Regions from separate parts of the Mus musculus genome. Here region 2 is linked to region 1. Evidence: chromatin loops called from intact Hi-C (ENCODE). Cell type or tissue: heart. All regions are shown on one strand. Each heading gives the region's core, and the rest is flanking DNA. Links, peaks and the distances in the headings are about the cores only. Region 1 holds the start of Rfk (riboflavin kinase). Region 2 has its middle 23 kb from the start of Vps13a.

The links. Peaks named below come from ENCODE experiments on the same cell type or tissue, not always from the same donor. Only the 100,000 strongest peaks of a DNase experiment are listed, where the experiment ranks them.
Region 2: a loop joins it to region 1, with 5 times the contacts of the local background. A loop is called at or near these places in 5 of 42 quality-filtered maps.

The regions. Positions count from the first base shown.
Region 1 is chr19:17,379,944-17,395,847 of GRCm38, reverse strand. Rfk (riboflavin kinase) reads right to left here and starts at 1,805. Exons shown (of 4, transcript NM_019437.3): 1 at 1,456-1,805; 2 at 499-650. The coding sequence starts at 1,537. In heart, for the core only: a CTCF peak has its summit at 7,185 (motif pointing right); no DNase peak of the experiment used is centred there; H3K4me3 peaks cover 224 bases; H3K27me3 peaks cover 593 bases.
Region 2 is chr19:16,795,694-16,811,597 of GRCm38, reverse strand. No RefSeq gene overlaps it. Among named protein-coding and RNA genes, the nearest start is that of Vps13a, 23 kb to the right of the region's middle. In heart, for the core only: a CTCF peak has its summit at 8,708 (motif pointing left); no DNase peak of the experiment used is centred there.

The sequences.
Region 1 (15,904 bases), core at 2,532-10,531:
GGCTAACGCCAGCTCTTAGTGGATCCAACCTTCCTGGCCGCCATGGGCACCTGAGCTCATGTGCACACCCACAATTAAAAATTAAATATTTAATTTAAATGGCTCACGGCTATCAATCAAAACACAGAGAGATTAGCAGAAAACTATTACAAAACCTAATCCAACTATATGCTCCTTATGAGGAGACTCTTTATTCACAGAAACAGAATAAAAACATGGAGAAAACTATCCCATTGAAATAAAAGTAAATAAATGCTGGGGGCGGGGCAGGGATGAAGTGGAAGGAAGGAATGTCAGTTAGCATACAGCCCAGGCTACTTTTCTTCCTGTTATTTGTTTGTCTGTTTGAATTACGATCTCTCTAGTAGTCCTGGCTGTCCTGGAACTATATATACCAGTCTGGCCTTGAATATCAGAGATCCACCTGCCTCTATAACTGTGAAACCCTTAAGCTGAGGGGTTCTGTGTGCATTTAAAAGAGCAAGATGTGACTCTTACCATGGACTTTTTCACATTCTTATAGTACGGGTTCCATCCAATGCTCACCACCATTTTATGGACATCGCCGCTCCCAACGCTGGCCCAACCATAATAAATGCCAGTAGACACATCAGCTGGAAGATTGTCCACCACTTGTTCAGGAAAATTGGCTAAATAGAAGTAAACAGATATTCATTGCTACAAGATTCACATTAAACATTGATTAAAAACATATTAAAACGTTAACTTGAATCATTACACTCCCAGGATCTTTCTGTTTTCCAACCTTCCACATTCCGACTTGAATTTCTTCTCTTCAGACAGCACAGGTTACAAGTGAGGCACAAAGCAAGTGTATAAATCTCTTCCCTCCACCCCAAAAAGCCACACGAAAATGCCCAAGTGGAAACAAAGACACGAAATAAACACAGAGGTTTATCGTAAATTACCCATGTAGTCCTCCACTTGGGAGGCTACGAGAGATCCCCTGAGAGATCCCCAGAGCTCAGGGAGTAGGAGGAAGCCTTTGGAAACAGAGCGAGACCCTATCTGTTTGAATTAAAACAAGCAAAAGTCCCTGCTTTTTCCTAGTAACGCCCCTAAGTAGGCTGAGTCACTTTAAAAGATTCTTATTTTCAAAAAACACAACCCCAAATCCCCAATTCAAAGATTGACTTAATAGGTCAAGGCACAGCCCAAGGCATCAATTTTAAGAATGGACAATCAAGTCTTGATTACTAAAACTTACGTAGTCAGACCAAATAAACGTCGGCTCTCATAGAACTACCCGTGTTGTCATTGATCACTACACAGTAGCATCATTAGAATGGAACTTTCAACAGCTTGAGAGTTCGGCCAATCCAACCTGCGGTGCCTTCCCGGACGGGGCTGCGCAGCTCGTCGCTAGCGGCAGGAGCGCGGCTGCCGGGTCCCCTGCCCACGGCCTAGAGCTCCACGGCCCCGCGACGCGCTCACCTGTGGGGATGCCCAGTTGCTTGGAGCCGCGGCCGAAGCCACGCACCACCTGGCCGCGGCAGAAGAACGGCAGGCTCCTCATGACGCTGACCTCGGAGGACGCGGGCTGCTCCTCGCTCCGTGCCTGCGACGGAGCCGCCGTGAGTGCGGCGCCGGGGCCCGGACCAGCCGGGGGATCCCGCGGGAGCTGGGCCGGCGGAGCGAGACACCTGCCGCGACCAGTGCCTGCCCGCAGGATAGCACCCAGCCGTCAGATCCCAGCGGCCGCTCGGCCGGAACTACGACAACCGCGGCGAATGCACAGGTCTGCGGCCCAGGCGACCGGCCTGCTCGGCTTCCGTTGCTCTCCCGCCGTAGCCCCGCCCCCGCCGTTGCGGACCCGCCCAGAAGCCGCGCCCCGCTCGCCGACATCGTAGTGCGGACCGTCCTCACCTCCTGCGGCTGAGGCCCCGCCCTCGCCTCTGTGGCCCCGCCCTCACCCATAGCCCAGCCTCTAATTGTCGCCTTTTCAGCTTCTGAGTTTGGGCTTTGCTGAAATAAGCGTTGCTCACAAGATAACTTAAGTTGTTCTTTTCCTCCACAATTTTGAATAAAATTCTGCCCAATCTTTGCAATCACTTTCTTTTCCCTTACTCGTATGTAACTCTGAGAATGTTCAGCTGATCTTAAAAAATGTTTTCTCTATGTTGGGAACATTCTTGATAACGTTTCATTTCCTTGACTCTAGTATACTAACACAAAACAGGTATTTGTAACTGACTGTGAACAATCAGTTGAGAGAACTCACTGCCTTCAGACCAGCATAAAACAAATATGTGTTGAAAGAACAAAGCACACTACCAAGGTGCTAGGGAATTAACGGGAAGGAAACTGTAACCCCGGGCCCCATAGGACACTCGCCCAGTAAACACTCTAACAGAAGTCTTTAGAAAAGTTTAAATGACTGTGGCTGCAAGCTCACGCTAGCCCTAGATAAACTAGAATTTGAATGCAGACCCTGCTTCCTTGAGCAGCCAATATATGAGAACTACTTAAATGGGAGGATCTGTGCGAGGGGATACTGGGAGAAGGGAGCGCTGCTATTGGGACGTAAGGTGAATAAATACTTTTTTTTAAACAGAAAAAGAAAACTACTTAACAGGTTGCCTGGCAATATTAAAAGTGTGAGCCAGGCATGGTGGTGCATACTTATAATGCCAGGAGTCAGATGCAGAGACCACGGGCTACAGAGACCTAAGAAACTAAGAATGTAATCACTTACCTGCTTAGGGGGGGGCGGTTTCTTTTTTCTTTGTTTGTTGAAGGTGGTGGTAATTGGATACCGGCTCTATTCCAGACTGGCCTGGAGCTCACAACTCTGTCTCAGCCCTTCTGTGTACTGAGATTATAGGCATGCACTAACACAACTGGGTAAGAATGTTTTTAGTGCTGTCTTCCAGGTGTCTTTCATTCCAAATAGTTGATATGTTAGAATGGTAGTTTTCAGTTTCTTCATCACCAGTGACAAAGCACACAGGGAGGTGAGAACCAGATACATCATGCTGGGTTTTATACCACCAAGTCCACGCTCTAAGGGAGTGAGAGAACTGAGATAAAATGAGGAATAAAGATAGATGGTTTTGTATTTCTTTTGGTTTGGTTTTTCAAGACAGGGGTTCCCCGTACAGCGCTGGCTGTCCTGGAACTCACCCTATTGACCAGACCGGTCTTGAACTCAGAGATCTGCTTGCTTCTGCCTTCTAAATTAAATCTGGATTAGAGGTGAAGGTGTGCCCCACACCTGACCTAAAATAGATGATTTTTGAGAAATAAAATAGGAAGGGTGTGGATTCAAGACTAGCATGACCTACAAAGTAGGTTCCAGATCAGCCAACTCTGTCTCAAAAGAAAAAAAGAAAAAGAAAAAAAAAAAAGAAAAGAAAAAGGGAAAGAAGGAAGGAAAATAGATGCTAAGTACGTGTCATACTCTCTCATTTAATTTTGAAGCTTGGTTTTAGCTGTGTAGCCCTGGCTGATCTGAACTTGCTGTTTAGGAGAAAATGGCCTTGAACTCACAGAGATTCGCTTGCCTCAATCTCCCAAGTGCTAAGATTAATGTCAGGCCCCACCATGCCCAGCAAATTCCTTTTTCATGAAGCTATTCGTATGCATTCCTATAGATGCATACTTTGTACATTCAGGTAGCTATGGACAAGAAAATTCTGTTTCTTTTCCACTGCATCTTGGTAGCCTCCGAGGGCTCTCTTTTACTTAAAAATGAAGTTGCCTTTCCGGGCTCTATCTCTGCTTCATCTAGTCATCAAGTCAGAATCTGTCAAAGCCACTTCAAAAATGGGGGCCAGGAGTGCTTGCAGATACTCAGATGTGTGTTTCATCCATGTGATTTATTGTTTTTCACACTCATTAATAGTGCTCCGATGTATTTGGTTCAGAAGATACGTTACTGGACCTTCTTAATTAATATTACTTTTGCAAATCTAGAGTTGAGAGAGAGAGAAAGAGCATGGAGTTGTCAAGTTTAGTGCTTTTAAACGTAAAAATCTCCAAAGTATTTCTATTGCTCTTTCTGAATTGCACTTGCAGTGCTTGGCCTCTGCCTGCAGGGAAGGAGACCCTGCCCAGCCATTGACTGGCTAGCAATTTTATTTACCAATCAGAACCAACTTGGGGCAAGGACCCTCAGCATCTTACATATGAATTCTCATGCAATTCTCGGGAACCCAAATAACATAACACAAGTGTTAGACTAAATCCACATCAGTGTGCAGCACCAAGCCTCTGAGGAAAAGGGTTTTATGTCTCTAGGATGGAAAATCATGGGGGTACAGTCAAATGACATGCAGAGCCTGCTGGTAAAGCCAGTTCATGCAGATTCCTTTGGGCCCTTGTTTGGCTGGCATCTTCAGGGATTAACTTCTTGCTGGAGTAAGGAGGAGGCTACCTTTGTCATTGTAAACCTATGCCCTGCTTCTATAAAGGCAGAGAGAGCTTGCTCATAGTTCGAGTGATGTTTGTTTGTTTGTTTGTTTATTCATTTGTTTGTTTTTTCAAGACAGGGTTTCTCTGTATAGCCCTGGCTGTCCTGGAACTCACTCTGTAGACCAGGCTGGCCTCAAACTCAGAAATTCGCCTGCCTCTGCCTCCCAAGTGCTGGGATCAAAGGCGTGCGCCACCACACCCGGCAGTGATTTTTAAAAAGGATTTATTTTATTTTTGATTGTGTATATGTGTATGCCTGTGTATGTGTACGTGTGTGCACGTGAATGTCAATTCCTGTGGATGCCAGAACCATCGAGTGTTCTGAAGCTGGAGTTACAGGCAGTCATGAGCTGATTAAGGTTCCAGCAACAGAACTTGGGTCCTTTTCAAAAGCAATACATGCTCTTGCTCAAGTACTGGGTGGTCTCTAGCCCAGCTCAAATAAATTTTATGTTAAAGAAATATGGTTATCTATTCTGATTTTCTTCAACAGATAGTATTAGTACAGCTGAATTAGGTTCATATCACAGTAAATATTATATATATATATATATATATATATATATATATATATATATATATAGAGAGAGAGAGAGAGAGAGAGAGAGAGAGTCAGCATTGTACTGGGTTTGAATAAGAATTGTCCCCATAGACCCATATATTTGAATACTTATTCACCAGGGAGTGATAGGACTCTCTGATAGGACTAAGTATTAGGAGGAGTGGCCTTGTTGGGGGAAGAGTATCACTAGGAAGTTTCAAAAGCTCATGCCAGGCCCAGTCTCTCTGCCTCTCTACATTGTAGGATGTAGCTCTTAGCTACTGCTCCAGTGCCATGCATGTCACCATCTCCTGCCACACCATAATGATAACGGACGAAGCCTCTGCAACTGAAAGAAAGTCCCTTTCTTTCATAAGAGTTGCCTTGGTCATGGTGTTCCTTCACAGCAGCAGACCAGTGACTAAAACAACCATGAAAACCAAATTCATAGAATATTTCAGTGAAATTTGAATCAATTGAATTTGTAATTATTGAAGCACACAGATTTTTTTCTTTTAAAAAATATTATTATTTTTTTTTAAAGATGGGGTCTTACTGTGTAGCTCTGGCTGACCTGGAGTCAGCTACATAAACCAGGCTGGCCTTGACCTTACAGATATCTACCAGTCTCTACCTCCCAAGTCTCTGGGATTAACGGTATACACCACCACTTCTGGCTAAATGGATTTTTTAAAATATCTGATCTGAGTCTATTATTGTAGAAAAAAGAAGCTGAGACTGAGATCCTGGGACCTGCTAGACCCAGAAAGCCACAGAGAATCTATGACATCTATGGAGCCTTTGGCAATGGCCTTCACTCACCCTTGCTGGGAGGCTAACAGGTCCCTATCTCTATCCAACTATACCAGGAAAACCTGTAGTGAGATGCTTGAGTACTTAATACACCTCTCACGTGCATGAGGCTGGAGATCATGGCATTAATGAATAATTATATAATCTGCCTTGTATGGGCTATACACCAAAGTTGATGCTCCTTCATAGAACATTAGTCGCTTCTCTGGGAAACCCTAATGTCAAGCTGGACCTGAAGATGACATATACCCTGACTTAAAGTCAGATTTTAAAATATCCCTCCATGTCTCCAACCCCAGCTTCAGCGGGGTGACTACCACTGTTCTCACCTTGGCACTAAAGGTGAGCGTGCACTCTTACAGGATATTTGATTTTTGTACATAAAAAAAACCTAATTGTTAGCAAAATATAAAAGCTTACGTAGGTATTTGGTTTGACAGATAGTTGTGTCCTAAAGAGATGCACTTTGGGTGTGTCTCTAAAAACCTCCATAGATAAGAATGCTAAAGAATGGAAAATTCCTGCCTATTTTAAGACTGGTTGCTATGGACAGGTTTGCATTCTTGGCCCTATGACCCGAGGCAAAGTCAGCTGGATGGCCTCAAGCTACCCTACCATAAAGGTGAAATGATTTGTAGTCTACTGACTTGGCCTGGAAGGCACCACTCCCCCACACACACTTCCCCACCCCACCCCACCCCCGAAACCCCCATGATGGTTCAGTCTTCAAAGGGTGTGTGTGGGTATGGGGAGCTCGAGGCCTGTGTATAAGCAATTGGACCACTGAGAGAGCTCTCTTTTTTTCTTTTGGCTTTTGAAGGACCTTAATGGAAGGAGCTCCTAATCAGAGATAGGTATTTTCTCTTTGGGCTTGCAGGAACAACAGAGAAACAGCTGGCAGAACACAGGTAAAACAGTATTCTAAGAAAGAAAGCTAAGAAGCCCTCTTGGGTTTGGAGGAGCTCAAGAGAAAGGTAGACTAGCTAGATAGAATGACACAGAAAGAGATTTCTTTACCCTGTATAGCCATGGCTGCCCTGGAACTCACTTTGTAGACCAGGCTGGCCTCAAACTCAGAAATCCGCTTGCCTCTGCCTCCCGAGTTCTGGGATGAAAGGCATGTGCCATCACGCCCGGCCTCAGAAAGAGATTTCCAACGAGCTAGAAGTTGGTTGTCAGATCAGGCTTGCACATAAAAATTTTGTAGATAGTTACAAAATTTCCATTATTTTTATTGGTATAAATATCAGATAATTTAAACAATTAGAGTGCACTGTTCTCTGCATTTGCTTCTTCTTGTGTTTGTTTTCCCCAGAGAAATGGTGGCCGGTGCTCCAGTGAGAAGGATTGGGTGTGGATAAACTTTGAAATTCTCACCAACAAAATCTCCCATTCTTCATGTATCCACAAGGTGGCACACTACTACTTTTTAAAGACAATTTCGCAGCTGTTAGACTTTAGAAATGCAAACAGAAAATCAGAGCTAGGGAATTAACTAGATTGGCCAGGCCAGGCTCCAGGCCAGGCTTGAGAGATTTGGTCCTGATGCAGGTTGGCTTGTTATTCTTTCAAGAGCTCAGAACTGGGTCTTTGATGAGGGATAACCATTGCTTTCTACCTCCCTTCATAGGCTATGCTAACTTTGTTGGGGAGGGGGGCAGGTTGTTTGAAAATGTTTTTTGTTTATTTTTTGCCAGTCTCAAATAGACCAGGTTGTCTTCACACTAAGTGTGTAGCCAAGGATGACCTACTCCTGATTCCGTGGCTTTTCCCTCCTGATCACCGGAGATCAAATCCAGGGCCTTATACATATTAGACAAGTACGCTCTGAGTGGAGCTAAGCCAGCAACCCTATATATAGTCTGGATATTACATTTGAATATGTGTTTCATTAGAGAAAAATAAGATGAAGGAGGTAAGGAGAACCTATAATTACACAGAGCAGAATTCATATTTCCTCTCCATTCAGAGAGAGAGAGAGAGAGAGAGAGAGAGAGAGAGATATCAACAAATAGATGGTGGATAGACAGACAGAAGGACAGGCACATGGGCAGACGGACACAAATGAAAGGAGACATGACAGCATATAGAGGTGTCAACGCATTTCTCCTCCTGAGGATGCCATGAATTCCCACAGCACGCAGTCAGGGCCAATTTTCTGCAGAGAATAATTCAAGAGCAAGGCTGGAGATGCAATCTGAAGCAATTTAGAGGAAGACCTTGATCCTAATGCTGGCATCCCCAACATGAAAGCCCCTATTGTCACCCCTTAGCACAGAGCACCCTTTGTAAAATTAAAAAAAAAAAAAAAAAAAAAAAGAAGGAAGAAAGCAAGCAAGCAAGGAAGGAAGGAAGAAGAAAGAAGGAAGGAAGGAAAAAGCCTGCCTCCTTAGGCTACTATCTCAGCTCCGACAGCCCATGCAGTGGAATTCCTTCTCAAGCCTTCTCAGAAATGTCAACATTGGAGATCTGTGGTCCCCACAAATAGAGAACTGAGCTGTCATTCTGAATCTCTGTGTCTTAATATCTATCCTGGTCACCTCCTAGGACCAAGGACCAAGTTCAGGTCTATTCTACATTCCTATGGAGGTTCCCTCAGGCTCCACCCAACCCAAAGGTGACTCAGAAGGAACACCATTTGCTGGCATGGTGGCCCTTTCTTTTTACACCCCAGTACAGACGGTGTGGGTGGGCTGGTAGTGAATGACACATGCCCAGTCGAGCCTGGCAGCTCTAGCTGGCCCCTCAGTCCCTTAACAATCCAAGTTATCACAGTGGCTGCTGAAGGAGACAGTGAGTATGTCCCAGCCTTGGCTAGCCACAGTCGCCATTTCTTCCCCTACCCACCACACTTTCCTCCCTGGAGATTCTCACAGCTACCAGTTGGGAAGATTTTTTTTTTTTTTTTTTGGCTTTTCAAGACAGGGTTTCTCTATAGCCCTGGCTGTCCTGGAACTCACTTTGTAGACCAGGCTGGCCTCAAACTCAGAAATCCACCTGCCTCTGCCTCCCTAGTGCTGGGATTAAAGGCGTGCGCCACCACGCCCAGCTGGGAAGATTTTTATTTTATGGGTTTGTGGGGTTTTTTTTCCTGCATGTATATTTATGTATCATATGCATGGCTGGTACCCACAGAGGCCGTAAAAACATGTCCCGAGCCCTAGAACTGGAGTTGCCAGAGGGATGCTGGGAATTTAATCCCAGTCCTCTTTAAAAACAAGCGCTCTTAGCCACTGAGACATCTCTCCAGCCCCTTTTGTGTCAGATTTTAATGAAGACACAAATCTTTTAAACTGCACAGCAAATAACATGCTTCATACAGATTTCCCAGGAGAAAGGAACAATGACAAATGCAGCTCTTCTCTTATCTGTATGAGATGAGTATTCAGTAGCTCAGCTAAGCATCCCGTAAGCTCTGAGATGGTCCACTGAGCGTGTCGGAGGGAGCCGACACAAAGCTCTCATTGTGCTGCCAACGTAGACTGGCAAATTTATTGAGCAGAATGCTTTTTATTGTTCGTTTCTAAGTATAGTCTGAACAAGTTGGTTAGCAGATCAAAGGCTTGCTTTCCCAAGGGGGATGAAGTTGGCTCCTTGGGAAACTCACCATAGCACAACTATTTTTTAATGTGGAGGAAATGGTTTGCCTTTGCACATAATGTTGGTAACATATTCAGAACTTCCGTGGTCTCTAAGGAGGCACTAAGGATGGCAGAGGAATGCAGAAGAAGCTGTTTTTTCCTAAGGGAGTAAATCTTCATTCTCCTTGATAGGCGAATGTCCGATGATTATCTTTTGTTCAGTGTTAGGATGTAATCCAGTACTTTTGACTTACACCTTTCAAAAGTGAGATAAAAACTGATTTCAACTCCCAAGACAATAAATGAGCAACTGTCACGGGTGTCAGTAGAAACTGATGGCTTTCATGTAAAGACGGTCTCAGGGGCAATCCCGAAGACATAATCAATACATTTTCTCTCTCTTGAAAAACTATTTGCTTTTATGGGTATGAGTGTTTGCCTGTGTGTGTGTGTGTGTGTGTGTGTGTGTGTGTGTGTGTGTGTGTCTGTGTACAAACCACACGATTGCCTAGTGTCCTCAGAGATCAAAGAAGGCATCGGATCGTCTGGAACGGGAATTACAGGTGGCTATGAGCCACTATGTGGGTACTGGGAACAGAACTCGGATCATCTGCAAGAACAGCTAGTGCTCATAGCTGCTCATCCGTCTCTCTACCCTCAAATAACAAATTTCCTTTAATGTCAAAACAAAACAAAATAATAAAAATATAAAACTAGACTATTCTGTTCTGAGGACCACTTTGAGTAGCATGGAGCTGAATGATAGACAACCATGTCTTTTTGCTTCCTGCTCAGAATACAAAGGTCAGCCGTTTCATATTGGTTAAGGAAAAGATGAATCATTTACTCCACCCCAGAAACCAGTAACAATGAAGTCAGCCAACCTTTACTAAAACCAACAGTGAAATGCACTTTTTCCAGAACATTAAATAGAAGTACAGTCAACCATCACCAAAGTCCATATTAAAAAAAAAAAAGTCTAATAAACAGTACTTTAAAAAAATCATTTGGTAGGTCTGGATACTGAGCCTAGGGCTTCATGCATGCTAGCCATGCATTCTATTTTTGAGCTGTGTCTCTGGCCTTTGAAATGTTTAATACTTATCTACTCAAAACATGAACACAAAACTTAAGTAACTGGTTAAATTACAAAAGTGAAAGAAGTTTCATCCTCTGTTGTATGTATCACATGAACTCCATCTGGGCTAAATGCTTAACTATGAAAACACACACCGAGTCTACACTAGAACAATAAATGATAACATAACTGTACATGGCTCAGCACTGGCAGCACGCGCATTCGATTGCAGCACTTGGGAGGCAGAGGCAGGCAGGTAGATCTCTGTGAGTGCAAGGTTAAGCTAGTCTACAAGGCAAGTTCTAGAACAGCCAGGGCTACACAGAGAAGCCCTATATTGAAAAAGAGGAGGAGGAGGAGGAGGAGGAGGAGGAGGAGGAGGAGGAGGAGGAGGAGGAGGAGGAGGAGGAGGGGAGGACCTACCTACTTCACATTAGGCACATAGTGGTTTCCACCGCAATCCCAGCCATGGAGAAGCTGAGGCAGTGGATCACAAGTTCAAGGAGAGTCTGAGTGAGACCACATTTCAAAAAACAGAACAGTAAGTGAATGGATAAATAAATGACACAGGTAAATTTTATCTATAAATTATAGTTAAAACAATAAAGGAAAAGATGGTTTTGTTGAGTAAATAAAACTTCATGGAAACAAAACCCTAAACTTTGTCATATGGAAGTTAAGCAAAATAATCACCTGGGAAATTTTCAGGATGAGCAACCTGAAGGGTGATCAGTTCTTATCAATCATTTCAAACAAACCCATTAGAATGGTATAATATAAAGGAATAGAAGGATTCTGTAGCAAAAATCAATGGATAATAGAGTTTATATGTAAACGAACATCTTGTATCTCTTCTGTGTTGAATTCTACCATCCCCAAATCTATGCTTCCAAATCTAATCTCTAGCTCCTGGGGATTTGAGGACATTTAGAAGAGGCTTTTGAAGTGCTCGGGACTGAACTCAGAACCTTGGGCTTGCTAGGCGGGCACTTTACCAGTGAGCTATTACTCCAGCCTTCCCCTGGTTTTCATTTTGAGACAAAATCTCACTGAGTCGCTCAGGCTCGTTTTCTTTTCTTTGTTGTTGCTATTATTGTTTGCAGAAATAGTTGTGTTGGTGTGTGTGATAAGCAAGTATACACACACACACACACACACACACACACACGAACAATTAAAAAGAGAGGCCATGAATTTGAGAGATATATGTGTGTGTGTGTGTGTGTGTGTGTGTGTATATATGAGCAGGCTCTATCCATCTATCCAGCCAGAGCAGGAGGCCTTAGCAGACTCTACCTGTACCATCACCTCAAACTCTCATCCCATTTCCAAAAGGAAGTATCTGTTCCAGAGGTCCTATCAAACAACACACTGTGGCCATAACCAAAAATACACACATCCAAACAGCAGCTACAGCCCTTGATATGGCAAAAATATAAAAGAAACAACTATGTTGGCAAAGGGATCATATTTTGTGGAAATATTTGTGTTTTGATTTCAAAACAGCACCTCGATATGTAGCCCAAGTTGGCCTCAGCTGCCCAAGTGTTGACATTGTAAGCATGTGTCATCTGAAACATCTAGTTTCAGAGATTGTTAGAGCAGTAGAAACTGATATTGAGACAGATAAGGGAAAGTCACCTCCCCCTGAGGCACTGAGCAAGTCCTGGACATTGTTATTAAAGCACTGTGCCTCTACTGTTTGAATATTCAGATTGTAAGTATGCATTGCAAGAACAAGTTCTTTTAAATAGCTCTTCTAGTGTTTATAGCCATAGATGTTGGAGGACAGTGTGATGGGACTGCCTAATTGGGAGCTGTTGTACTCTTGGTATGTCTGCCTTTGTGTCTGAACTAGCCATTTTAAATGTTTCACAGACACCATGAGGATATCTGGAGACTCTGGATGGCGACAGCTGCTTGCTCTGGCTCCAGAAGACTCCCCATCCCTCCAGGACTGTATGAAGTAATTTACATTAAACTTTTGGGTATCATCAAAAGTGTTGGTAAATTCTCAGGCATCCTACTCTACTCAGGCCAAAAGAGGACTACTTCTCTTGGTGGTCCAGCAGAGAAAGCACTGTGTTTGATGCTAAAGAGCCGATGCCTCAATTGGTGAAGTCAGAAGGCTTCATTTGTATGAAAGGCTTGCTGGGGTTGGTGCACACACTCTGGCTATATAAATAGACTACCGTTCAGCTTGCTTGTGAGCAGGTTGAGTGGGAGACAGTGCCTGGCTGCCTGCCTTGGTGTGGCAGCATTAAGGCTCAATAGAAAGAAGGCTTCCTTCTTGGCCATTTCTTGTCTACCTCTGGGGTTGGCAGAGCTGGTAATTCGAAGAAAGAAACAGGAAGAACAGGGTGGTGATGACATCTGTGTGGCAGCCGTGGCTTCACCCGGGGACTGGCCAGCACTTTGATGGCCACAGAGGAGGCAAAGCTATGGGATGGAGTCCCAGCTCAGAGACAGGGGAGCAATGGGGGCTGTCTGCCTAGCAGGTGGCAGGCCAAGCTGTAGAGCAGTAGGCTCCTGTGTGCTGAAGGCTGCAGAAGAGGCAGAGCAGCGGGAATTGGCCACAGAGACTCACCTGCCTCTGTCTCCTGAGCACGGGAATTACAAGTGTGGTGTGTGTACTTACGTGTTTTCCCGGCAGTCCTGGAGTTGAACCCAGAGCCTTGTGCGTGAATGCGAGGACACAGCCTATCACTAAGCTCTGTTCTCAGTCCGTTTTCCTTTGTCCTGGGTGCTTTTTTCATCTTCAAATCAATGTCAGAAAGATCTTCCCTTAGGCTTATTTTTTTTTCCTTCAAAAATGATGTATATATGTGTAAGAGGGAGTGGGTGTGCCGCGGCAGGCATGTCGAGGTCAGAGGACAGCTGTGGGAACAGATTCCCGCCGCCCCACCCCATGTGTTCTAGGTATGGAAGTCATAGTTCAGGCTCTTGAGGCAAGTGCCTTTCTTTACCTGCTGAACCATCCCACCAGTTCCTTGTTAAGTAATTAATTAATTTTATAGTAAATAGATTGTTCTCATACATATTCTGATAACAGTTTCCCCTCCACCAACTTCTCTTCCCATCCAAACCCACACCCTTTTCTTCTCTCTCATTAGGATACAAATCAGAATCTAATAATAATAAGAAAATAAAATAAAAACAAACCAAAATAGGACCAGATTTAAAAGGGAGGGGGGGATGCAAAAGAGAAAGCACAAGAAACACATAGAGATGCTGAGACACTCACATTCACGCACAGATCATTCATAAAAACAAAATTGGGGACCATGATATGTAAGCAAAACATCTGTTAAGCAAAAGTAAATAAATAGGTAAACAAACAAACACAAAAAAATTAAAAAAAAAAGAAAAACAACAAAAACATCAAAATCTTCAAAAACACATTGAGTTCAATTTCTTGGCTATCTATTGCTGGGCCTGTCCTTAAGTATGGTTTGTATACCTAGTGAGACTCCTTTGGTGAAAACTATAAATTTCTAATCAGAGAAATCACCAGAAACCTGGTCCAGAAACAAATAATTCCATAGTATACAGAATAAACTATACTAAAAGCAGCCCCCAGGTGGGAGAGCATCTATGTTAAAATTATGTAGTGAAGACTTGAGGGATGGAATGTAGAATTGGTCGATGTTTAGTTAAGTGTTGCCTTGTATTGCCAGACAGGAAGCTGAGTGGTGGATTTAAAAGTGAGGCTTAATGCCTTGCATTTTTGAGTGGCTGTGACTCTTAGCAAGTCCTCCGTTTTGAGTTCTTTGGTGGCACCCCTAGTCTTTCTCAACTGCAGTGAAGCTTTGCTGAGCTTCTCCCTCTGAAAGTCCTTTGTAACTGCAAAACTTGGGAGTAAAAAGAATGGTTGGCGTTTTACAGTAGCAATTGTTCCAGAAGAAAGGCAGCATAAGAGAATCTCTGAGCCCCAAGTTACTGTCATCATGCTCTGGGCTTCCTAGTTCTACCTGCAGATGAACCCACCCAGAAGTGCCCAGAAGTCCACCAACATCAAGCTCACCAATACAGAGCCCAGTTTCCTTGCTCATCCCAAGAGAAGAGCCTTCAGTTGTGTGACTGTAAATAAGTTAGAATTGTGAGAGTATGTGACCTAAAGAGATTGTCAGTGGGCAGAGCAGGGTGAGGTCACAAGCAGTATTGGGGAGTAAGCAATCTTTTGTTGTGATTTATTATCTGGGCAAGTAGTATTTATTCAACAAAGTAAACTGAGTAGCCTTGTGTTTAGTGGACTTTCAGGATATTCTTGCAACAAGAAGTAAGATTTTTTTTTCTATATCATCTTTCTGGGTAAGCATTTCCTGGGATTAAAAGTCAGGCAGATGCTGACAATAAGTTTTGTGTCTATAGACAGCAAACTATAAAAGGTTTCTCAAAAGGAGTTTCCTTTAACAACCTCTTTCAATCTAGTATTCTCCTGACACATTTAACCACAGCACACCTTTCTTGTAATACTTCTAGTGTTTCAGAAAGCATCTGCTGATAAATACCATGCCAGGAAATCGTCTCCATGAGAGCGCTGTGAGTTAGTGTTCTCAAAGCGGGGAGGGGCGGTTCCCACTCGAGTAGTTGACATCACTGGGGAGAGCCAGGTTTCATCTACTCAATCAGAAACCCCGATGGGCTCAGCAGCCTAGGGTTTAAACCACTCACCTGAAGATTGATGAAGATCGTAGTTTGATGCTGTTTCCACCACAGCCCTCCATACTGGAGATGGAGCCCAGGGTTTCCTGCATGCTAGACCATCCCTGTGGTTCTGAGCTCTATGCTCAGTCTCACATGCCAGGGTCTGACCACATTGCTGTCATTGTTCTAAGAACTCCCTAACTTCCCTCTTCTTTTCTTCTTCTGCCCAGTAAAGAAATAAAAGCATGTACCTAAGTAACCAGACACCTTGTATTTTTTTTTCCAAGCAAATAGACTTTAAATACTTATCTGAGTTCCCTAAGTCAATGTGGAGGTAAACAAAACACATTTTCTTAAACCATTGTGTTTTTTTAAATATTTACCCATGTTTCCTTAATAGAGATGGGGGTAAGTAACAGAAAAGAATTTCAACCATTGCCCCTTTCTTCTGCTTGTACTTCTTTGAATTTTTTTAAAGACTTATTTATTTGTTTTACATATATGAGTACACTGTAGCTGTCTTCAGACACACCAGAAGAGAGCATGACATCTCATCCCATTACAGATGGTTGTGACCCACCATGTGGTTACTGGGAATTGAACTCAGGACCTCTAGAAGAGCAATCAGTGCTCTTAACAGCTGAACCATCTCTCTAACCCCACTTCTTTGGATTTTTAGAGAACAATGCTCTTCTTGCACTAGCATTAGGCAATAACAAAGGATGTAAACTTATTCAAGAATTTGGAAAGGGCAGTGGTGGCACAAGCTTTTAATTCCAGCACTTGGGAGGCAGAAAGCAGGTGGATCTG
Region 2 (15,904 bases), core at 4,126-12,125, 590 kb after region 1:
AAATCTAGATGAGAGCGCTCAGCTTAACTTTCAGAATCTATAAGCCCAACTAAATGCTTTCTTTTAAAACTTTTCTTGGTGTTTTGTCACAACAATAGAAAAGTAACTACGGCACTATCCATTGGAGGGAATATAATTTCTGAGTGGAATTGGCTGATAAAATTCCAATGCCCTATTCATACTCCTATAAATATAAAAGTATTTATGCTTATATAAGTATTAAAATATGTATATGAGGATATTGTTTGTAAATAGTTAACAGTTGAGAACATTTTAGAATGACCTAAATATACATGAAATATTAAGTAAATTGTCATGTAGTCACACTGTGAAATATTATGCATAAATCAGAAATAATTTCCAAAAGTCATATTAGAAACTATCCAGTACTGGGGCTGCAGAGCTGGAGAGGTTGCTCAATGGTTAAGAGCACTTGCCATTCTTGCAGAAGACCAGAGTTTGGTTCCTAGAACCCACATGGCAGCTTTCAGCCATCTATTACTCCAGTTACAAAGGATCCAACACCCTCTTGGGCCTCCTCAGGCACCAGGTGCCTGGTCACATACATTCATACAAGCAAACACTCACACACACAAATACAAATAAACAAATCTCCTCCTAAAAAGAATATCCATCATATGTCACCCTGTTGGTGCCATAAAGCTATAACAGTGGTGGAGCCTGGAGGTGTAACCACTTGCCCCTGTGCATTTTGCCAATCCCATAGCTCATATCACAACAAAAGTGAATCCTAAGGTAAACTGCAGGCTTTGTGCAGTAATGATGTAGCAGGGTAGGTAATGGGCTGTTACAAATATCTCAGTCTGCTGAGGCCCAGCTCCTAGGAGAGGATGTGTGCGTGGCGGGACAAGGACTACGTGAGAACTTTATATAATTTCTACTCTGCTGTGAACCTAAAACTGCTCTAATTTTTTTTTAATATTTAAAATTATAAATCAATTCCAGTGGAACTTATTTTTTCATGCCATGCTAAGTCTCTTGCAATCGTTCTAAGGAGGCCATTTAGTTTCCACAAGGTTTTATTATGTAAGTAATACTTTTATCTGTAGATGAGAAAATCTGAAATGGAGGCAAAAAAAAAAAAAATGTCCAAAGATTCTAGTGAAGGCCGCAGTGGATTTCTAACTCCAAATCCTGGCTTCTAGAGTCCCAGAGTCCCTGAGACTTACTGAGTGGCAAATTTCTTCTTTGCTTCGTCCCTCCTTCCTTCCTCCTGTCCTTCCCTTTCTTTGTTACTTCCTTTCTTCCTTGTTTCTTTTTTAAAAAAATTATTTCTCTCTTTAATCTTGAAATGGAATCTTGCTAGCCTTCAATTTATGATTATCTAATTTAAATTATCTAATTTTTAGAGAAAGAGATAACCTAGTAATTACACCACAAAAACTGTGGATGGATTGACCGACTGCTATTCTTTATCTGTATTAGGGGAAATTATGCTCTTACGCCATACTCTGTTTTTACAGTGTTCACATTTTTGGAATAAAATCCACTGTTTTACAATAAAATGCTTGTTTTATTTTAAAAAACAGAAACAATAAAAAACTGGTTCCAAACACGCACCCCAACACGACAGATGTGTCTTTGGTGAAGACTGAGAACTTCTCAGGGCAGGGATCCGTGTGTGCATGGTCTGTGGCTTCATTGCAGTCACCTAAGGAATATTTCCTCGCAACTCCCTTTCTTCAACCTCAGTGCTCAACCTATCTCATCCAGCACATAGGAGACAAAGTTCTGAAACTTGTATTTTTCACAGGTTCCCCAGATGACTCTGGTACCCAAGCAGGCATGGGAATCACTGTCTAAAGGAACGAGGGTCATGTAGATCTGAGGAAGTAAACACACACACACACACACACACACACACACACACACACACACACACACACACCATATGGCATGTTAACTCTTTAGTCACATTTCAAAGGTGGCTCTGTATGAATAGAGCACTTAATTCAATATACTCCTTGAGCACCAAAAACGTAGCCATAGCCTTCTTCATCTGGGATGTGTAATTAATTCACTTTTACCTTGGAATGAAAGCGACTTGTAAAGTTCATAGCTGAATGATTAAATGGGGTAACAGTGGCCTAGGGCTAAACACCTAGACCAGTGGCTCTCAATCTGTGGGTCTCGACCCTTGGGGGGGGGGGGTTGCGTATCAGCTATCCTGCATATCAGATATTTACATGACAATGTATAACAGTGGCAAAATTACAGTTATGGTGGGGGGTCACCACAACCTGAGGAACTGTATTAAAGGGTCGCAGCGTTAGGAAGGTTAAGATCCACTGATTTGGACAACACAGCAACACAAAGAGCACAGCAACATCACTCAGCATGGGTAGGAGCTTGGCTTACTACAGAGTTGGCCAAGGATGGATGGAGAGGATGGCGCTCAATCCATGGGAAACGGAGGTAAACACTGAACAGAGTGGCTAGCACTCAACTAGACATCCAGGGTTTTGTTTCTAAGCAGTAACTTAAAACCCGCCCTGCATGCGAGCATGTGAGCGTGCGCGTGCCCATATGTGCATGACTGCGGGCTCAAGTGCCCCATGGCACAGGAGCGAAGGACAAGTTTGTGCGTCAGTCTCCACCTCCCACCCTGTTTGAGATGAGCCTTCCTGCCCAGCCGTAGCTGCCCTGCAGTCTTACACCTGAGCTCAGTCTGCACTGCACGAGCTTTACCCACCGAGCTCTGTCCTTAGCCGAGCGTAACTTAAAATAAATACTGAAGTCTTCCTTCACTCAGGATTCCCTCACATCAGAGGCAGAGCCACTTGCCTTCGTCTGGTCCTTCGTAGATGCTCCCTCTCACCCGAAGTCCCTGTTCCCCGTGCTCCCTCCTTGGTTGGTTGTCCTTCATTTGCTCCATGCCATCCTTACCCTCACGGATGATCTCACCCGTTCTCACGACCTAAGGATGCTCAGGCCCGTGCTTGGCAGTGGAAGCTGCTTCCTGTGTTCCAGACCAGATTTCCAAATCTCACGGTAGCAGAAAGGCACCTTGCACCTAATATTGCGTCATATAATCTTCCTGTTGTAATTACGAATGAAGTCAAGGAAGTCGCTACCTGACAAATTTCCAAGGGACAGATTTGTGCATCTTTCTTAACTTTCCCCTCTCACTGTTAACTGACCACCAGGTCCTATAATGTAGACCTAGAATGGAACCGACGGCTCTCATCCCTGTTGCCTTACCTCAGCTCCCGACATTCTCACTCTAATTTTATTTTTAATTAATTTATTTTATTTTATTTTATTTTTTGTACGTGAGTACACTATAGCTGTCTTCAGACACCAGAAGAGGGCACCAGATTCCATTACAGATGGTTGTGAACCTGTGGATTTGGGGAATAGAACTCAGGACCTCTGGAAGAGCAGTCAGTGCTCTTAACCACTGAGCCATCTCTCCGGGCCCCCCCATTTTCAACTGTTTATCTTCAAATCTCCTATCAGATCTCTCTGATGTCCTCATCCCATGTTCCATTTATTCATCACCTTCTAATATAGAATGATTTGTCTTTAAGTATAATTGGTTGGGAAACATCAAAACATATGCACTACTATCCCTCTTAAACAATTGGCTTATCAAAGCACACATAATTAAGTCTATATTCCTTATCTGAGAAATGGCAATAATAATACTACAATGCCATGTTTTCTTCTTTTGGGCTGGTGTGTGTGTGTGTGTGTGTGTGTGTGTGTGTGTGTGTGTGTGTTGTGGGTTTTGGTTCTTGAGACAGAATCTTTGTTATGTAGCCCAGGCTAGCGTTGAATGCCAAGCTTCCAGTGCCTCAGGAGGCACACATGACCACAGCAGGCTGCTAGGGTGGTTAGCAGTAGCAGGGCTGGGGTTTGAATCCACCCCTAAGACCCACATTCAGTTGGAGTGCCATTTCCCTGGCATGACTCACCCTTGCAGACTGATTCTGAGACTCAGGAATGGTGTCTTGGTCCTGTGTCCCACAGCTGGCATGAGGCAGGAGCTTAGTGTGCCCCCATTTTAAGTGGATGAAGAGACAAAGAAAGGCTGGCAAGAAGTAACTGGAAAAGCTCTGGGGGTGTTTGGGAAAGACCATGTCACCGTTTCAAATACTGTAGGAACTGCCACATGGGAGCCCCCATTTTCTTAGAGCAAGGTGACTTGACTTAAATGTCACCAGGGAGCTGGGGGACACGGTGCACTTCTCTGGGATGAACGTCTGTAACTTTCATGAGTCCCATGAAGCTGTCTATGATCCAGCATAAAAATGTCATAAATCAACTCTCCAGAGAAGCCAGTGAGCAGGTGTTACCAAAAAAGACCAACTTCAGATCTCTGCTGGGAAGAAACTCATAATGAGATCAGTTCAAAAGGAAAACCTTTACACAAAATGCTAAAAGCTCTGGACTGTGGAGACAGTCAACTGGAGACCAGGTAAACGTGGGAAGATAAAAAGAAAGGGGTTCCCATACAGAAGCGAGGTGGGAGCCAGGTGTAGTGGTGCAAGCCTCTAATCCCAGCACTGAGGAAGCAGAGGCAGCACATTTCTGGGAGTTCAAGGCCAGGCTGGTCCTCATAGAGAGTGCACGTCTACCTGTAGGTCATGACCCCTTTGGGGATCACATGTCAGATATTTACATTATGATTTATAACAGCAGCAGAATTACAGTGATGAAGTAGCCTTGGAACAGTTTTATGGTTGAGGGCCACCACCACTGTATTAAAGGGTCACAGCATTAGGAAGGTTGAGCCCCTTCCAAACAAATACAAAAGCATGGTGGGTAGGCTACCTAAAACAAACACCACCACCACACTGTACTCCTCCAGCCTCTGAGATCCCATAATTCTAGGATGCAACCCACAATGAAGTTGACCTTCAATCTTTTCTAAAGTATCATGGCATCATTCCAATGACCCTCTAACACTTATTTTTAGGTTCCTTTAGTTTTCTTAGTAAAACCAAACAACCGTGATGTAACTTTTGCTGGGATCTAAAGGGACTGTGGTCTGGCGATTCCCGCTTCCTTTTCCCCACAGCTATAAACACAGGTCGACTGCACCAATGACGAGGATTCATTGCAATGCCTCTGTCCAGGTACACACATGCATGTGTGCTGGTTTGCTAATGACTGAATTTCATTGTGATTTCTCTTCTCAGCACTGCCTTGTACTTAATCTGTAGCCTGGTTGACCCTGTGCCATGTTTCTTACTTTATAAATTAGCAAGAGCTGGCTATGCTATATTTATATCTATTAAGGCTTTGACTTTAAAGCACAAAGTGCAGAAATAATTGTGCAATAGACCAAATCCACTCTAATACATTGTACTAGACATGGCATCCTTTTCTCCTTAAAAACACTTAGTCATTTGGAGCTGTGACGAATGTTGGACCATCTAGTGATTGCCATATGCAGGGATCCATCCCATAATCAGCTTCCAAATGCTGACACCATTGCATACACTAGCAAGATTTCGCTGAAAGGACCCAGATATAGCTCTCTCTTGTGAGACTATGCTGGGGCCTAGCAAACACAGAAGTGGATGATCACAGTCAGCTATTGGATGGGTCACACGGCCCCTAATGGAGGAGCTAGAGAAATTACCCAAGGAGCTAAAGGAAACTGCAACCCTATAGGTGGAACAACAATATGAACTAACCAGTACCCGGGAGCTCTTGTCTTTAGCTGCATATGTATCAAAAGATGGCCTAGTCGGCCATCACTGCAAAGAGAGGCCCATTGGACTTGCAAACTTTATATGCCCCAGTACAGGGGAACGCCAGGGCCAAAAAGGGGGAGTGGGTGGGTAGGGGATTGGGGGGGTGGGTATGGGGGACCTTTGGGATAGCATTGAAAATGTAAACGAGGAAAATACCTAATTAAAAAAAAAACACTTAGTCCATAATCATTCATGACATAACAAAGACTCTCAAAAAACCTTTTATGTTTATAATCTTCAAGTTTTGCTTAACAGTATCCAGGAGTTTTCACTAATAACTTTTACTCAAATCCATTCCATTCTTTTCTTCTTCAGCAGTCAGCAGAGCCTGGTAGTACAGGTCTATGAACCTGCTATTTAGAAGGCTGAGGCAGGAGAATCATAAATTTAAGGCCTACACTAGCTCATGAGATTCTGTCTTAAAATAAAAACAGAAATGGGGTACAGGTTGGGGTCAGCAGAAGTGCCTCAAAAGCGGTAAATACATTTGTTTAGCAAGTGTAAGGGTGCTTTGGGTACACTCCTAGTTACAAAGAGGTGGGAGGAGGGGGAGGAGGGGAAGGAGGGGGAGGAGGGGAAGGGAAGAGGAGGAGCCTCAGTAGCAATGAATCTTAAGTGGGGTAGACTTAAGTGAGTGTGGGAGTCATCCAGAAAAGAAAGTAAATATTTCACGTCCATTTCTTCGTGTCTTAATAAGCTATATCTTTACCTAAAGGGGCAATAAATATCTATAGTTTTTATTAAGGAACAGCCTTCAGAATTAAGAGTAAAATAAAGAATCCTTGTTTGGCACACTGAATTATCATGGAATAAATTAAAATCTTTGCTTTTTTTTTGTTTCACACAGTCAGCCCTTCCTGCCAATCTTTTCTAAAGGAGAAACCAGTGCAAGAAGTGACTTGGCTACAGGAGGTGGCTTCTTCTGGTGTCACTTTCTAGAGAACCCCTTCTCTCCAGCCCCACCAGCCCCGCCCCGCCCCGCCCCGCCCCGTCCCGCCCCACCAGCCCCGCCCCGCCCCACCAGCCCCGCCCCGCCCCGCCAGTCCCCACCCAGCACAGCAGCTGCAGATTTCCCCTCATTCTCTGGGGCCTCCAGCCCTTCCTCCTGCCTCTCCCTGGGGCCTCCAGCCCTTCCTCCTGCCTCTCCCTGGGGCCCCCAGCCCTTCCTCCTGCCTCTCCCTGGGGCCTCCAGCCCTTCCTCCTGCCTCTCCCTGCCCTGATCCTGATGTCCCCATTGTTCTCCCCATCCCCTCTCCCACCTAGTTCCCTTCCTTCCTCTGCCTCCTATGACTATTTTATTCCCCCTTCTAAGCGAGACTCAAGCATCCTCACTTGGGCCTTCCTCCTTTAGGTCCATGGGGGAGTATCATGGGTATACTGTACTTTATGGCTAATATCCACTTATCAGTGAATACACACAGTACATGCTCTTCTGAGTCTGGGTTACCTCACTCAGGATGACATTTTCTAGTTCCATTCATTTGCCTGCAAAATTCATGATGAATAGCTGCATAGTATTCCATTGTGTAAATGTGCTACATTTTCTTTATCCATTGTTCAGTTGAGGGATATCTAGGTTCTTTCCAGTTTCTGGCTATTACGAATAAAGCTGCTATGAACATAGAGGGGCAGATTGTCCTCAGGTTATGGTGGACTATGTTTTGGGTATATGCCCAGGAGTGGTATAGTTGGGTATTTAGGTAGAACTATTTCCAATTTTCTAAGAAACCTCCTGTAGCCAGGCAGGATCCCCAGTGGAGGGACAAGGATGCCAACCCACTCACAAAACTTTAAACCCAAAATTTGTCTGTTCTAAAAGCAATACAAGGACAAAGATGGAGCAGAGACTGAAGGAGTAGCCAACTTGAGACCCATCCCGTGGGCAAGCACCAATCCCTGGCACTATTAACGATACTCTGTCTGTTGTGCTTGCAGACAGGAATCTAGCACAACTATCTTCTGAAAGGCTCTACCCAGCATCTGACTGAAACAGATGCAAATACCCGCAGCCAAGCTTTGGATGAAGGTCAGGGACTCTTATGGAAGCTGGGGGAAGGATTGAAGATGGTGAAGGGAACAGGGACTCCACAGGAAAACCAACAGACTCAACTAACCTGGACCCTTGGCAGCTCTCAGAGACTGAGCCACTAGCCAAAGAGCTTATATGGGCTGGAGTGAGGCCCCAGCACATAGGGCTGCCTTGTCTGGCCACAGTGGGAGAGAATTCACCTAACCCTGCAGAGACTTGATGCGCTGGGGTGGAGGGATGGCATTTAGAGAGATGATACCCAGGGGGAAGGCCTACCCTCTCAGAGGAGAAGGGGAGGGAAGGGGGAAGAGACTCTCTGAGGGGGTGAAGCAACATTTGAGATATTAATTAATTAATTATAAAAGACTAAATGAAGTAACATGGGAAGTCAGTATAAGTCTCTTTCAATTCTTAAGTCTTTTCACCGTTATAAATACTTTATTGACCTATCATTATATATATTTGTAGGGTCAGTGTGATAATTTGATACATGTATGCAAAAGGTCCAATATGCTAATCATCACTTGATCTCCTTAAGCATGTATTACTACTGGTTGAGATGTCTCTTCGATCCTAGGTTTTTTTCTTTTGTTTTGTTTTTGTCTGTTTATTTTGTTTTGTTTTTTTACAGAACATATGGTAATAGCGCTTGAGAAGCTGGGACAGAAGAATCACAAGTTTGAGGGCTATTTAAGATAAATAACGAGACCTTGCCTCAAAAAAAAAAAAAAAAAAAAAGTTTAAGTTGTGAAAAAATAGTCACTCACATATTCTGCAAGATATGAGAAGACTAGTTCTTCCTATGAAGCTTCTTTTTTGGTACTATTGCCTAAGCGCCTTCAGAGCACCTCTGATCTCTCCCCTCCTTCACTGTTTTTGTTTACAGAGATTAAAGAAAATTTATATTTCTAAAGGTGTAAACTGGCTACTTCTTCTGGCTAATACTTGCTGCCACCTACTGGCCAAAGCACAGAACTGCAATGAATAAATGACCAAGAGCGGGAATGGTGAATTCTATAGTAGCATTTGTGTGTAGCAGAGAGAAGGTATTAAACAGAACCGTGCCTTAAAAAAAAAAAAAAAGTCTATCCCACATTAAGAGAAGGAAAATATGTATCTGATTTGCATCTGCCCAGAGGATAAATACCTTGCCTGCTCAACTATTCCTTTATTCCAAGTTCCTCCTCATAGCTACAAAATTGTAAAGTTGTAGAGATCATTTCTTAACTACAATGATAATATTTCCTAAGATGTTATCTTAAGGAATACTGGTTCTTCTTGACAAGAAATTGAAAATTGGTGAGAATTACAGAGCTTAAATGTAGTATTTTTATTAACATGAAAAAATGCAAGTGTTAGTTTTAAACTAAAGAGTTCACGTAAAAATCCAGATTGTCATTTTCTGTCAGAAAACTGGATCAATGGACCCCTGTGGGCTCTGTTTCTACATGGCAATGGCAGGACATGGCTGAGCTTCTCAGAAGAGACAGGAGCTTTTCTGCCCATCACAGTCCTTACCACTTCCTGTTACCACCATAGCAGAAGCCCAACCGTCAGTAACCAGTCATTAATGTTCTCCATTATAATACTTTCCTATGGAGACTTTTCTTTTAACCTGTGTAGAGCAGAGCTGTCTAGCTGTCCTCTCATGAATACTTCTACTTTTTGTCAGGAACTGACATCAACTGTCATCAGGAATGACACAGATCGCACTAAAGACCCCATTTCTCTCTTTTCACACATTAGTAAGCAAATACATGGGAAAATTTGTTGTCAAACTTCTGAGACTCATTAAAGATGATTGACTCAACTCTACAGAATCACTCTCACAAACCCCCAACACACACACACACACACACACACACACACCCTTCCATTCATACCAACACACACACATATCCACACACATACACACACACTCTTCCATTCTCACATATACCCTTCCATTCACACACACACATACACATACACACACACACACCCTTCCATTCTTTCCTTGCCCTCTGTCTTCCTGTTCAAAGAAAGACATGAATGATGACAGGGGTGTGGGGCACTCTCCTGGATCCTAAGATTAGGGGAGGATGAAGGTTCAGGGCTCAATTTTAGGAAGATAGATGTAAAACACAAAGACACACACACACATATACACACACATACATACACACACATACACACACATACATACACACACATACACACACATACACACACATACATACACACACATATACACACATACACACACATACACACACATACATACACACACATACACACACATACATACACACACATACACACACACATACACACACACATACACACACACATACATACACACACACACATACATACACACACATACACACATACACACACATACATATACACACACTTACATACATACACACATATACACACATACACACATACACACACATACACACATACACACACATACACACATACACACACACATACACACATACATACACACACATACACACACATACATACACACAGATACACACACATACATACACACACATACACACACATACATACACACACATACACACACACACATACACACACACATACACACACATACACACACATACATACACACACATACATACACACACATACACACACAAACCCTGATAACCATGAAGCTAACAAACTAGTGCACATGTTCTAATTGACAGAAATATAGAAGTATTTCATATGAGCCAGCTATTCAAATTTTCTCTCAAAAATACTAAATTCAGTCTCAATGAACATATAACATTTTTAATGACACTGAAACAATTAAAGTCTGAGAGGCCTGTGTGCAACAAGAAAAATGTAGACTAGAGCCAGCAAGACGACTTAGCAAGTAGAGTCTCTTGCTTCCTAGCCTGACAATCTGAGTTTAATTCCTGAGATCCATGAAGTAGAAATAAATAACTGAGTCTATGAGAAAAGTTAGTTTATTGCTTATATGTGTGACTTATGAAAATTCCCAGGGCATAGGCAGAATAAAGCCAGCTTCTTTGCCAAAACACCACAGAAAGGACCCCTAGCCCAGTTGCTAATGGAGTCTTTGTTCCCTCTGAAACTTCATAAAGCCAAGTCTCTACTGTGTGCGTTTCTCTCAGGAGTCTTATCTCTCTAGGAACTGAGTATATGAAGAAAATGTGGGTTGTGTGAACATGGAATATTACGCAGCTAAATGAAGAATGACGTAATGTGTAGATGTCATTATTTACAGGCAGGGAAGCCCGACCTTCTGAGAAACAAGCTCTCTGGATAACTAGGCCCTGAACTGCCAGATGATTATACGCAAGACAGGTGACCCCTGTCACATAATCTTGGTCACATGTTTAGGCCGCACTCACTAAACCAGAGAAAGAGTGGTCCCTGTCACATGGCCTAAGTTTTGTACACCTTGTTTTCATAGCACTGTCATGAAGCACAGGCCACACACTAATAGGCTCTCCCTAACTCCTCCTAAGGGACCTTTAAAGACACTTAACTTTGTTGTACAGGGCTGATACTACCCCAGAATTCCACCACATTTCTGTTGGTATTAACGACCCTATTATCTAAAGGGAAGGGAGGTCTCTTAAACCAATGATGGTTCAATTTAACATGAAAAAGCTAAAAAAGATTTTCAATGCCCCTAGCCCCTAGACCACCATTTCTCTTTTCTTCTCTTTCTTCTTCTTCTTCTTCTTCTTCTTCTTCTTCTTCTTCTTCTTCTTCTTCTTCTTCTTCTTCTTCTTCTTCTTCTTCTTCTTAAAATAAACAAAAAGGCTGGAAATGTATATTTCATGCCACATAGGTAAGGAACCAGGCCCCTCCTAGAAACATGCTCTCCAAATAACTGAGCCCTAAATGGCCAGCTGACTACAGGTGGAACAAGTGACCTGTCTAATAATATGATTATCTTTTAACTGAACACTATGCCCTGACCCAGAAAGTGACCCCTGTGTTGTGGTTTAAATATGCTTGGCTCAAGGAGTGGCACTATTAGGAGGTGTGGCCTTGTTGGAGAAAGTGTGGCGTTGTATGGGAGGGCTTAGAGAACCTCCTCATAGTCATGTGGGAGCCAATCTTCTCCTGGCCGCCTTTCAATCAAGATGCAGAACTCTTGGCTCCTCCAGCATCTATGACTGCCTAGACACTGCCTTGATGATTTTGGCCTGAACCACTGAACCTGTAAGATAGCCCTAATTGAATGTTATCTTTTATAAGGGTTGCCTTGGCCATGGTGTCTCCTCACAGCAACGGGAAACCTGAGTAAGACAGCCCTGTCGCGTGGTATAAGTCATGAATGCTCCACTCTCTTACTTCTGTCACACAACACAGACCACGTATTGATCAGGTTCTCTCTGCTCTCTCCCAAGGGACCTCAAAATAAGACTGTTTTGTCTTGTGGGACTGACACTACATCACATCTCTCTATTGGGGTACTGCTGACATTAATAAAACTTTTACCTGAAGGACAATTCAACTCAGGGCCTCTTCTCAAACTTCCTCTCCCACCCTGAAACCTAACATAATGCTTTTAGTAAAGTGGGTTTAACTGAAGATCACCCTGTTGGCTGAAATGATTCAAACTCAGAAAGACAAATTCTCAATGTTTGAACTCGCATATGGAATGTCATATTAACAGCAGCAGCAACAGCAACAACAACAGAAAAGTACGTGCTAGACTGTGAAGAGCTTGGGGAGCAAATGAGAAAGAAGCAAATGAAACAGTAGATTCGGCCAGAAAATTCCAGTTCTGTGTGACTCAGAACAAGTCCCTACCATTTTAGCTTAATTTGAGACAAGGAGGTTGTCTTGAAACTCTCAACTGAAGCCCATTATGAAAAATTATATGAAAATAATTTATATAATCATTACGCTAATTTTCACTTTTTGTGAGGAATTTAGATTTAAAAACAAAGGTGTGAGAATGGAAGGTAGGTTATTTGGAAAGTGGAAGGAAGCAACAGGAAACAGGCAGGGCCAGAGAAGCTAATGGGGTGAATGTAGTCAAAGTACTTTACATACATGTGTGTAAATCTTAGAAGCACCCTGTGTATATTTAATGCACACTTGTTTTGTTTGGTTTTTTTTTTTTCAAAAATAGAGATAAAGTCTTATCATGTAACCCAGCTGGTTTCAAACACATGAACCTCCTGCCTCACCCTCCCAAGTGCCAGAATTACAGGTATGTCCCAGCATGCTGAAAACAGAAAACAAGAAAAAAAATAGCAAAGAGGAAGAAAAAGAGAAGAAAATAAACAAGAAGCAAGTAATGTAAGACCCAGGACAGCAGGCTGGCAGGAATAAGATGAAGAGGGAAAAAACAAAACACGTGAAACACTTCTATTTGCATTATCCTAGTGCTCTGCTTCCCTAATAAGAATTAAAAAGTGTCCACAGTACATCAAGTATTTACTTGGAAGGAAATTTAAGAGGCAATTTTTGTGTGAATTTTCCTAAAGAGTTAGCGACAAATCTTTTCTTTTTAATCCCAGATAAGGCACTGATAACAGATCAAAGAAAGAATTCCACTCAAGTACAGCTTAGTGAGTTTATCGGAGTAGATTTCGGAAGTGTGGGTAAGGAGGATACTTATGGGAGCTTTCATGAATCAGCAACAGCATCACCAAAAAGTCCAGCCAGGATGAATAACAGCTTTCACAATTTGCCATCCTGGAGCTTCCTACACAGGCCACAGGCAAGTGAGTCATCTCTTCTTGTTGCTTATATAACCTTGTGGAAAGCCTTTGTGGATCTTGTTCATTTTAGGAACTTTCTGAGTCTTGTAAGTTTCGATTACTTCCTGAGTCTATGAACTTCCCCTTTCCCAAGAGGAGGGAATATTTCAACTCAGAGGAAATATCTACACAACATTGCACCCTGTCCTGTGGCTTTTACCTCGATTTCTTGCCTTTTTCATATGGTTCCCTTGTTCTTGGAGTGGGTGATACAAGTGTTTAATTATTTTTCTTCATCTATTACTGAGCATTGGACCCAGTGACTGAAGAGTCACTTATTCTCAGAAGCTTCTCTAGTTATATGTCTCTGCAGTAATTACTGCCCATTGCGGGAGAAAAATCCAAAAACTAAAAACAAGTCTCCCTCCATGACCAGGATTGACAACAACAGTAATCTAAGAGGTTTTAACACAAATATTTTAGAAGGCAGTTTGACAGGCACATCACATCAAAATTATAGCAGTGGTCAACTTACTGGGATGAATGGCCTACTTAGTCATAGAATTTTGCCCTGTTTACAGTATCAGTTTTGAGGTGCCTTCTATGGCACAGACCTTGAGACAGTCAACAAGCAGTTGGCCTATAGGAACCAGGTCATCAGAGTATGATTTCCCTCATGTCATCTCAGGTTATGTAGTCCCATGAGAAGTGGATAGTTTGGCTCAGTTTAGGTTAGGGTTAGGGTTAACATCTATTACATCTATCCCCATTACTATAGCTTCACAAGCCAGGATATTTCTTTGCTTATTTAAAAGTCTTCCCCAATTCAAGCAGTTCAAAGACAGCACATTCTCTGATTACCGAGTTCCCCTGTGTTGCTGTTAGGAAGGCTCTGTTGGCATGCTGAATTGCAGATGTTTCCTTCTCTCTGTTAGAGATTGGGAACGAGAAGCATCTTCTATCACTTCTACCATGTTCTCATCTTTCTCACTACTTCTTCCCATAGGTTTCCCGTTTTTTAATCCCAGGAAAGGCTATTTAGGACTGATATAACTTGTACTCTTTTTCTTTGGATCCAGTCAGGATAAGAAATGGCAAGCCAACACCTCCATCTCTTCCTCCCCTTTTCCTGCTTTTGCTGTGGAATCAAATGCTAATGCAGTAGACATTATCTTCTTGTCTTTTTCCTATTGCAATTCTTCTCTTATATGAGTAAGTTTATTTTGAGAAGATAGCTGAGCCTCAACTGCATGTCTTATCACCCACAACAAAGGCCACACAGAAGTGATACCACAGATTGCTAGCAATCCAATCCCTATTTCAGGGATGTCCATCTATTCTCTAGTCCATCAAAGATTTGGCTGTAGTCAATATTTGGTGGTAGTTCTCATTCATTAAAGTGTCAAGCTATGAGAAAGATGGCTAGGCTGTGATTCAGTGCAACGATACTCCACTCTCAGATGGCCTGGCCTTGGTCACATATCATACCATCCCATACCACATGGAGAAGCATAGCCATTGAGATGCCCCAGGAACTTCTACCTGCCCATAAATCAACCTAGTTGCATAAATCAGCACCCACTGCAGCGACAATGTAACCATTACTTCCCAATTCACCCTTGGTTTCCTCAGTCCCTGTCTAGATTACGACTGCTTGACTTTCCCTGGGATATGGGTGTGTGAGCCAATGTCTGTTTGTCTCGTATAGGACACCAACAACAGAGCAAAGAAATGATTCTACCCAAGTCTCACTTAGTGAACCAGTGAGACTTATTGGACTACTCATGGAAGCCATGAGTGAGAGATTAGTTATATGAGCACGTGCCAGTCAAAGGCAATGGCACTCCTATTTTAGTTACTTTTCTATTGCTGTGCTAAGACTCCATGACTAAGGCAGCTTATAGAAGAAATAGTTAATTAGGCTTATCATGGCAAAGGCTGAGTCTGTGACCATGGCAACAGGCATGGCACTTCAGCAGTAGCTGACAGTTTACATGTTGAAACACTAACCTGAAGGCAGAGAGAAAGAAGAGAAGAGAAGAGAAGAGAAGAGAAGAGAAGAGAAGAGAAGAGAAGAGAAGAGAAGAGAAGAGACGGAGACGGAGAGGGAGAGGGAGAAGAAGGAGGAGAAGAAGGAGGAGAGGAAGGAGGAGGAGGAGAAGAAGGAGGAGGAGGAGGAGGAGGGGAGGAGGAGGAGGAGGGGAGGAGGAGGAGGAGGAGGGGAGGAGGAGGAGGAGGAGGAGGAGGAGGAGGAGGAGGAGGAGGAGGAGGAGGAGGAGGAAGGAGAGTTCACTAATTCAGAATGGCATGGTATTTTGTAATCTCAAGTCTACTCCCAGTGATACACCTTCTCCAACAAGGCGACACTTCCCTAATCCTTCCCGAACAGTTCCACCAACTGGGGACCAAGTATTTTAATATATGAATCTAAGGGGGTCAATCTCATTAAAAGC